Linked DNA regions of Mus musculus: region 1 is linked to region 2. Evidence: chromatin loops called from intact Hi-C (ENCODE). Cell type or tissue: left cerebral cortex. All regions are shown on one strand. Each heading gives the region's core, and the rest is flanking DNA. Links, peaks and the distances in the headings are about the cores only.

What was found. Peaks named below come from ENCODE experiments on the same cell type or tissue, not always from the same donor. Only the 100,000 strongest peaks of a DNase experiment are listed, where the experiment ranks them.
Region 1: it touches region 2 in a loop (4-fold over the local background); 2 of 42 quality-filtered maps call a loop at or near these places.

Annotation. Positions count from the first base shown.
Region 1 is chr7:80,714,482-80,717,391 of GRCm38, reverse strand. It overlaps Iqgap1 (IQ motif containing GTPase activating protein 1), which reads left to right. Exons shown (of 38, transcript NM_016721.2): 37 at 273-381. Among named protein-coding and RNA genes, the nearest start is that of Crtc3, 27 kb to the right of the region's middle. In left cerebral cortex, for the core only: a CTCF peak has its summit at 1,441 (motif pointing right); a DNase peak (open chromatin) is centred at 1,909.
Region 2 is chr7:80,763,980-80,766,889 of GRCm38, reverse strand. It overlaps Iqgap1 (IQ motif containing GTPase activating protein 1), which reads left to right. Exons shown (of 38, transcript NM_016721.2): 4 at 1-5; 5 at 1,519-1,595. Among named protein-coding and RNA genes, the nearest start is that of Iqgap1, 38 kb to the left of the region's middle. In left cerebral cortex, for the core only: no CTCF peak of the experiment used is centred there; DNase peaks (open chromatin) are centred at 538 and 1,206; H3K27ac peaks cover 1,555 bases.

The DNA.
Region 1 (2,910 bases), core at 152-2,651, 50 kb after region 2:
GCTTCAGGGCGGGGCCATCTGGTCTCACCATTTCAGGCTTTGGTGGCCTTCTCATGGGCCGTCTTGGAACAAATTGCAAGTGCTTCAGGGAGGGGTGACCATTTCTCTCTCCAGGTGTCAAAGCAGACACCACAGCAGGATGCTTTTGCCAATGGCGCTGCCGCTCCAGGCGAACTTAGGTCCAGAATCTACCCCTAGTGCCCCCTCCCCCATCTCAGAGTCTCATTACCTAAAAACTCAAAGCTCACACATACGGTGTTGTGTTTCAACAGATTTAAAAATGTTATCTTCGAAATTGGTCCAACAGAAGAAGTTGGAGACTTTGAAGTAAAAGCCAAGTTCATGGGAGTTCAGATGGAGACTTTCATGTTGCATTATCAGGTGGGTGTGCACAGGCTCAGGCGTGACGCTCTCCGATGAGGTGGGAGAAAAGATAAGGGAAAGCCTTTGGGGAGAGCTTTGTGTATTCAGAGAGCTCGGTGGGCGCCTAGTTGGGAGAAGCTAAGGGCTTGGGGAGTTGGGTGTGGTCTGTGTCCTCTGAGAGTCGTCCTGTGCGGATGCTTTAGAGTGCTCTGACACCTGAATCTTCACTCCAGCCCTGATGAGCTGGTGCCCTGGCCTTGAAGGAGGTACCTAACCACCAGTGTTAGCAGTAAGAGATTCTTTGCTGCTCTGTACTTGAAATCTCTCTTTGTTTTCATTTTTATTTGATATGGATACCTTTTGTTAGGGATATTACTAAAATTTGTGAACACATTGCCTCGTTGTAACTCTGAATCACATTTTAAATTCAAAATTAACTCTGTAGCCGTTTTATAACGTAGCTGCCCCTAATTTATTTTTAAGTTTCTTTTTTTTTTCTTTCTGGTGCTTACATTTGACCCTCAGCATTGTGCTTGCAGGCTGTTTCCCACTGAGTTCAATTTCCAACCCCAAATACCTGATTTTGGGGAGTGGGAGGAATCTTATGTAGCCCAAACTATCCTCAAATCCACTATGTAGTTGAGTCTGGCCTTGAACACTTGACTCTCCTGTTTCTCCCAAATGCTGGGATTATAGATATGTGCCACCATGCCGAGCTGCCTAAATATCTATTTTTGCACATTAAAAAATGTACCAAATAAGGATGGTGACACGCACCAGTAATCCAGCTCTCAGGAGACAGAGGCAAGAAGATTCAGAGTTTGAGGCCAGCCTGGACTTCATTGTAATTCCTGGCCAGCCTGTATAGTGAAAGCAATCTTCAAAATCCAAAGCCAGAAATAATCAGACAATTGAAAGGATTCATGAGCGGTGTCCAGACCCAACTATGTGTGTACCACATAGTAGACCTCTTACGGTTTTTGTTGGTTGGTTTCTTTTTCTTTTCTTTTTTTTTTTTTTAAAGATTTATGTATTTATGTATGTAGCTGTCTTCAGACACACACCAGAAGAGGGCATCAGATCCTATTACAGAAGGTTGTGAGCCACCATGTGGTTGCTGGGAATTGAACTCAGAACCTCTAGAAGAGCAGTCAGTGCTCCTAACCAGTGAGTGACCTCTTCAGCCTGGTTGGCTCATTTCTTTTGCAGTGCTGAGAATCAAACTTTGAGCCTCACACATGCTCTACTGCCAAACTGCTCTTCCATGTCTTGCCACACCCTGCCTTGCTTGCCACTGCCGTGGTCTAGCAAACCAGGCTGGTGCCTCTCTGTGAGCAAGCGTTCCGCCTTCTGCACAGGATGCTCTCCCCTCCTGGAATCAGCCTCCCTCCCTCTGCTCCCTACCTGCCTCCTGCCTCCATCAAACAGTGAGCACTGGCCCGCGCTGCCCCCCTACAGCCGCAGTGATGGCCCTTCCCCTTGACTCAGCAGCCCTGAGACATCCTCTGTTGACAGTGCGAGCTGACTCATTTCCCTGCCACCCCCAAAACTGGGAACTCCTAAGACAGTATGTCTTAGTCATCTGTACCTCCCTGTTGGTAACCAGTAGTCTCTCAGCGCATATTAATTCAGTAACTGTGAAAGGATTTCTTCACACACTGTAACTAAGCATACTGCATACAGTCCCTATTCCATTGGTTTCACTGCCAGTGCAGGCCAACCAGTCTGCTAAGGAGACTGTACACTGCTGCTCGGATTCAGGAACTGGTCTGCCTCATAGGTGCCTGGGGTTAGGGTTAGGCTAGGCAGAGAGGACACACCATGGTCCCCATCCTTGGGACACTGCGGTCCCTTCATGCCCTTCCTCACCACCACTCACCAGTTTAGTGGTAGTGACGACAGTGCTGTCGTAAGCCGCCAGGACTGCAGAGAACATTAGAAAACAGCCGATCATACCGATCACCCCAGAGCCAGCTCTTTCCTGATGGCCTTGCCACCCAACACTTTGAGCCTCAGCAGCTCATCTCTAAAGTTCAGATAATTATGCTTCATAAGGTTTTTGTAATGCCTTGAAAAAATAGTGTGTAAGGTGCCTAACCGAGGCCACACACAGGCTCGGTGCTGGATGGTTGCTCCTCCTGTTGTACTTGCATTTACGTTAGACAACCTTTCTCATGCGGAGTTGAAGTTGGAGTCATATTCAGTTTACAAGAGACCCTGGGCTCAGTCTCCTAAAAACAAAGGACTCCAGTAGACTGCAGAGCTGGAGATGTAGTTCTGTTGGTAGAATGCTTGTTTGGCAGGCACAAACCCCTGGGTTTGATCTCAGCACTGTAGAAACTGAGCCAGGCAGCACATACCTGTCATCCCACCATGGGGTCAGGAGTATTCGGTCAGCCTGTGCAAAAGTGCCAGGGGTGGAGGCGGGGCGGGGGCAGAGCAACTGGTAGGTACTGAGACATTACAGGTCATTCTCATTTTCATTTCTCATTCTCATTGGCATATTTCATAAATTGAAATGCCTTTACTTTTTCTATGTGTATTAAA
Region 2 (2,910 bases), core at 98-2,597:
CTAAGGTAAGCTGCGGTACCCACCCGTGCCGCTGCCAATTGGCATAATAGCTCTCATTCAACCTGCAAAATCATTCTGCAAAGCAGTCGGTGATCTGTCTGTCCTTCCTTCTGTTCTTCCTTCCCTCCCTTTATGCCTCTCTTTGTTGTTTTTGGGATAGTAGCTCAAGCTGTACTCTAGGCTGGTTGGAACTCACAATGCTTCTGCCTCAGCTTCCAGAGACTAGGTTTATAGGTATGCAACACCGTGCTACCTAATTTTGGCCTGCTCCTTCTTAATGATAAGGGTTCTTTTCAGTTTGACTCAGGAAAAGAATATATATATGTATATATGTGTATGTGATATATATATGTATATATATATATATGTTCTAGGTTTTTGGAACTGAGAAAGAACAAGGGTACAGGTGAGCTGTGGAGTGCCGCACAGTGAGTGACCAGCCTCTGGTGCTTAGCAGAGTGAGTGCTCAGGTCTTGGTTACACGTGGGTCTGCTGAGCTGACTCAGATGCTGAGCTGACTCAGACGTGGATTTCCATCTGTGTGAGAGGCCAGCTTTCATCCCCACTTCCTCAGAGCAAGCTGCTGGGCTGCTCTTCTCTACCAAGGGTGCTTTTGAGATTTCTGTCCCACAAATGTCAGGAAATGCATTGCACCAAGTTGCTATGGTTACCTGGCTTTTCTGTGTACCTATACCTCCTGTTCCTGTTTTCTGTAATGTAAAATGCACACTAGTGTAAACTACTACACTGTGAACCTGTGACTTCCTGCCTTTCATACAGTGTTGTCATCTATGAGTGATGACAATTTAGTGTCCTTTGGATGGTATTTAGAGTGTGTTTATGTTTGCAGTTGCTAAGGTTTTTTGTTGTTTTGTTTTGTTTTATGGTGTCACTAGAGAAGGGCCCAGGCCTTAATGGTAGCTAGGCAAGTGCTCTACCCTTGAGCTGTGTCCTCAGCCTGCACTGGTTGATGTTTTCAGACAGTCTCACTGGGTTTCCCAGGCTGCCCTTCAGCTCACTATGCATCCAGGCAAGCCTTGAGCTTAGTCTCTAAAGTTTGGAGATAACCTAGACCCTTCATCCAGTCCCTCCCCAAACTTTCTCCATTTATCTGAAATGCCTCTTTTATCCATCCACCATCACAACAACTTTGTAGCCTGCTTCTCCAGCTTCCTTCTCTAGTGAGTCAGCATAGCCTGGCTCCCGCCTCCTGTGCGCTCTAAGCTCTGCTTTTATCCTTCTCTCCAAAGCCAGGCTCCATCCTTGTCCCACTGGTGTGGCTTTGGACATGATAGCAATCGTCTGATTTCACCCTACTTAACTACCTGGTTTCTGTTACTCTCTGCCTTGCAGAGAGCTTTAGGCTCTCTCCTCACTCTCCTGCAAATGTTGATGTTACTGCTGTGTTCAGGAAGATCTTTTCCTGAGGTCTGGTCTGTCTTAGTAAAGGTCTTTCTTTATTCCTTTCCTGATTCTTCTAACCAATCCATTCAGTCTACTTCTTTGATTTCTTCCTAGATTTTTTACCCAGAAACCACAGATATCTATGACCGGAAGAACATGCCAAGATGCATCTACTGTATCCACGCCCTCAGGTAACCAGGGCTTCTTAGCAAAATAAGTCACCTAAGGATAACTGCGCAGTCCAGCGTGTATTTTTTGTCTGTGCTGCAAGAATGAAAGGGGTTTTATATCAACTCGAGGATTTTCAAACAGAATAGAAGGCTATTATCCTTACCGAAACACCTGTGTTTTTCTAGGGAGCAGAGAGAAGGGATTTGTTTATCCCCGTAATATATTATTGTTGCAGAAACACGGTATTAGCTTTCATTTTTTTTATCTGGCACCTCTCTGAACTCTGCATCTTAATCAGGGTGTGATGTCCTTTATCCATTCAGCCAGCTGGGACCTTCCATTGTTATTTGTTCATTCAACAAGTAATTTTTATACCAACACAAATATGATAGGAAGTAAAGCATAATTTCATGGAAAATGACTTAATTGCAAGTTCCCACTTCTTAGAACCAGCAGGGTACTGAATTAGCAAGAGACAGGGCTGTGTCTGAAGAGAGGGTAGGGGAGAGGAAGATAAACACTTGGGTAGTTGGGAATGGTGGTATAATGTGTTATCCGATTCCTTCATGGCTCTAGGACTGGGAAAGGTTGGGGAGGAAGTGGGACGTGAGGGTGAGATTTGTTTGCTTGGATTCCGCTTGCTATATATATATAGCCTCAGTGTTAATTTTACAAGTGAAAAGGATAGCAGGGACCTGTAAGAAGCCGCTTATCTCATACCTTCTTCCACCGAGCTGCCCCATCTCAGTGCTTTTATGAAACTTGGGTTGGAACCTAGGTATCACCAGCATCATTGTGAGCGTGCAGAAGAGTGACTGCAGGTGGCTAGTACATTTCTGTGTTAAGAGCGTAATGAATTCAAATGCTTGTGTCTGAGCCAAAGCCTGATTAATTCTCGGCATTGTGATTGGCTTGGTGTGCTGAGGTCTGTCTGGCGATAACCTTGTAAAGGCCATGCCTACAGTGGCTGTCTGAACTTGGCAAGCACGGGAGGCTAAGCTGGCAGAATTCCTCTCTGCTCCTTCTGTAGCCTCTGATGTAGCCTGCGTCCCAAGCCTTCAATTCTTTGAAATACAGAGATGAGGAGTTCCTGTGCCTTCCTAATGATGGGATCAGAACAAAGGGAGGAAGTCCGCCATTGTTCTCCACTGCTCTTGCTTATGCAGTCTTTGCTTAGAAAGCACAGGCAGGGCAGAGTGTTCTGGCTTGGGATTCATGGTTTCTTTCCTCCCACTTGGTGTTTTTCCTGAAAGGTAAGTTGGCAGCCCTTGGTTGTATGCAGGAAGAGGGTGTTAACCACTCAGGACCTCAACAGCAGCTCTCGGGACAGAGTAC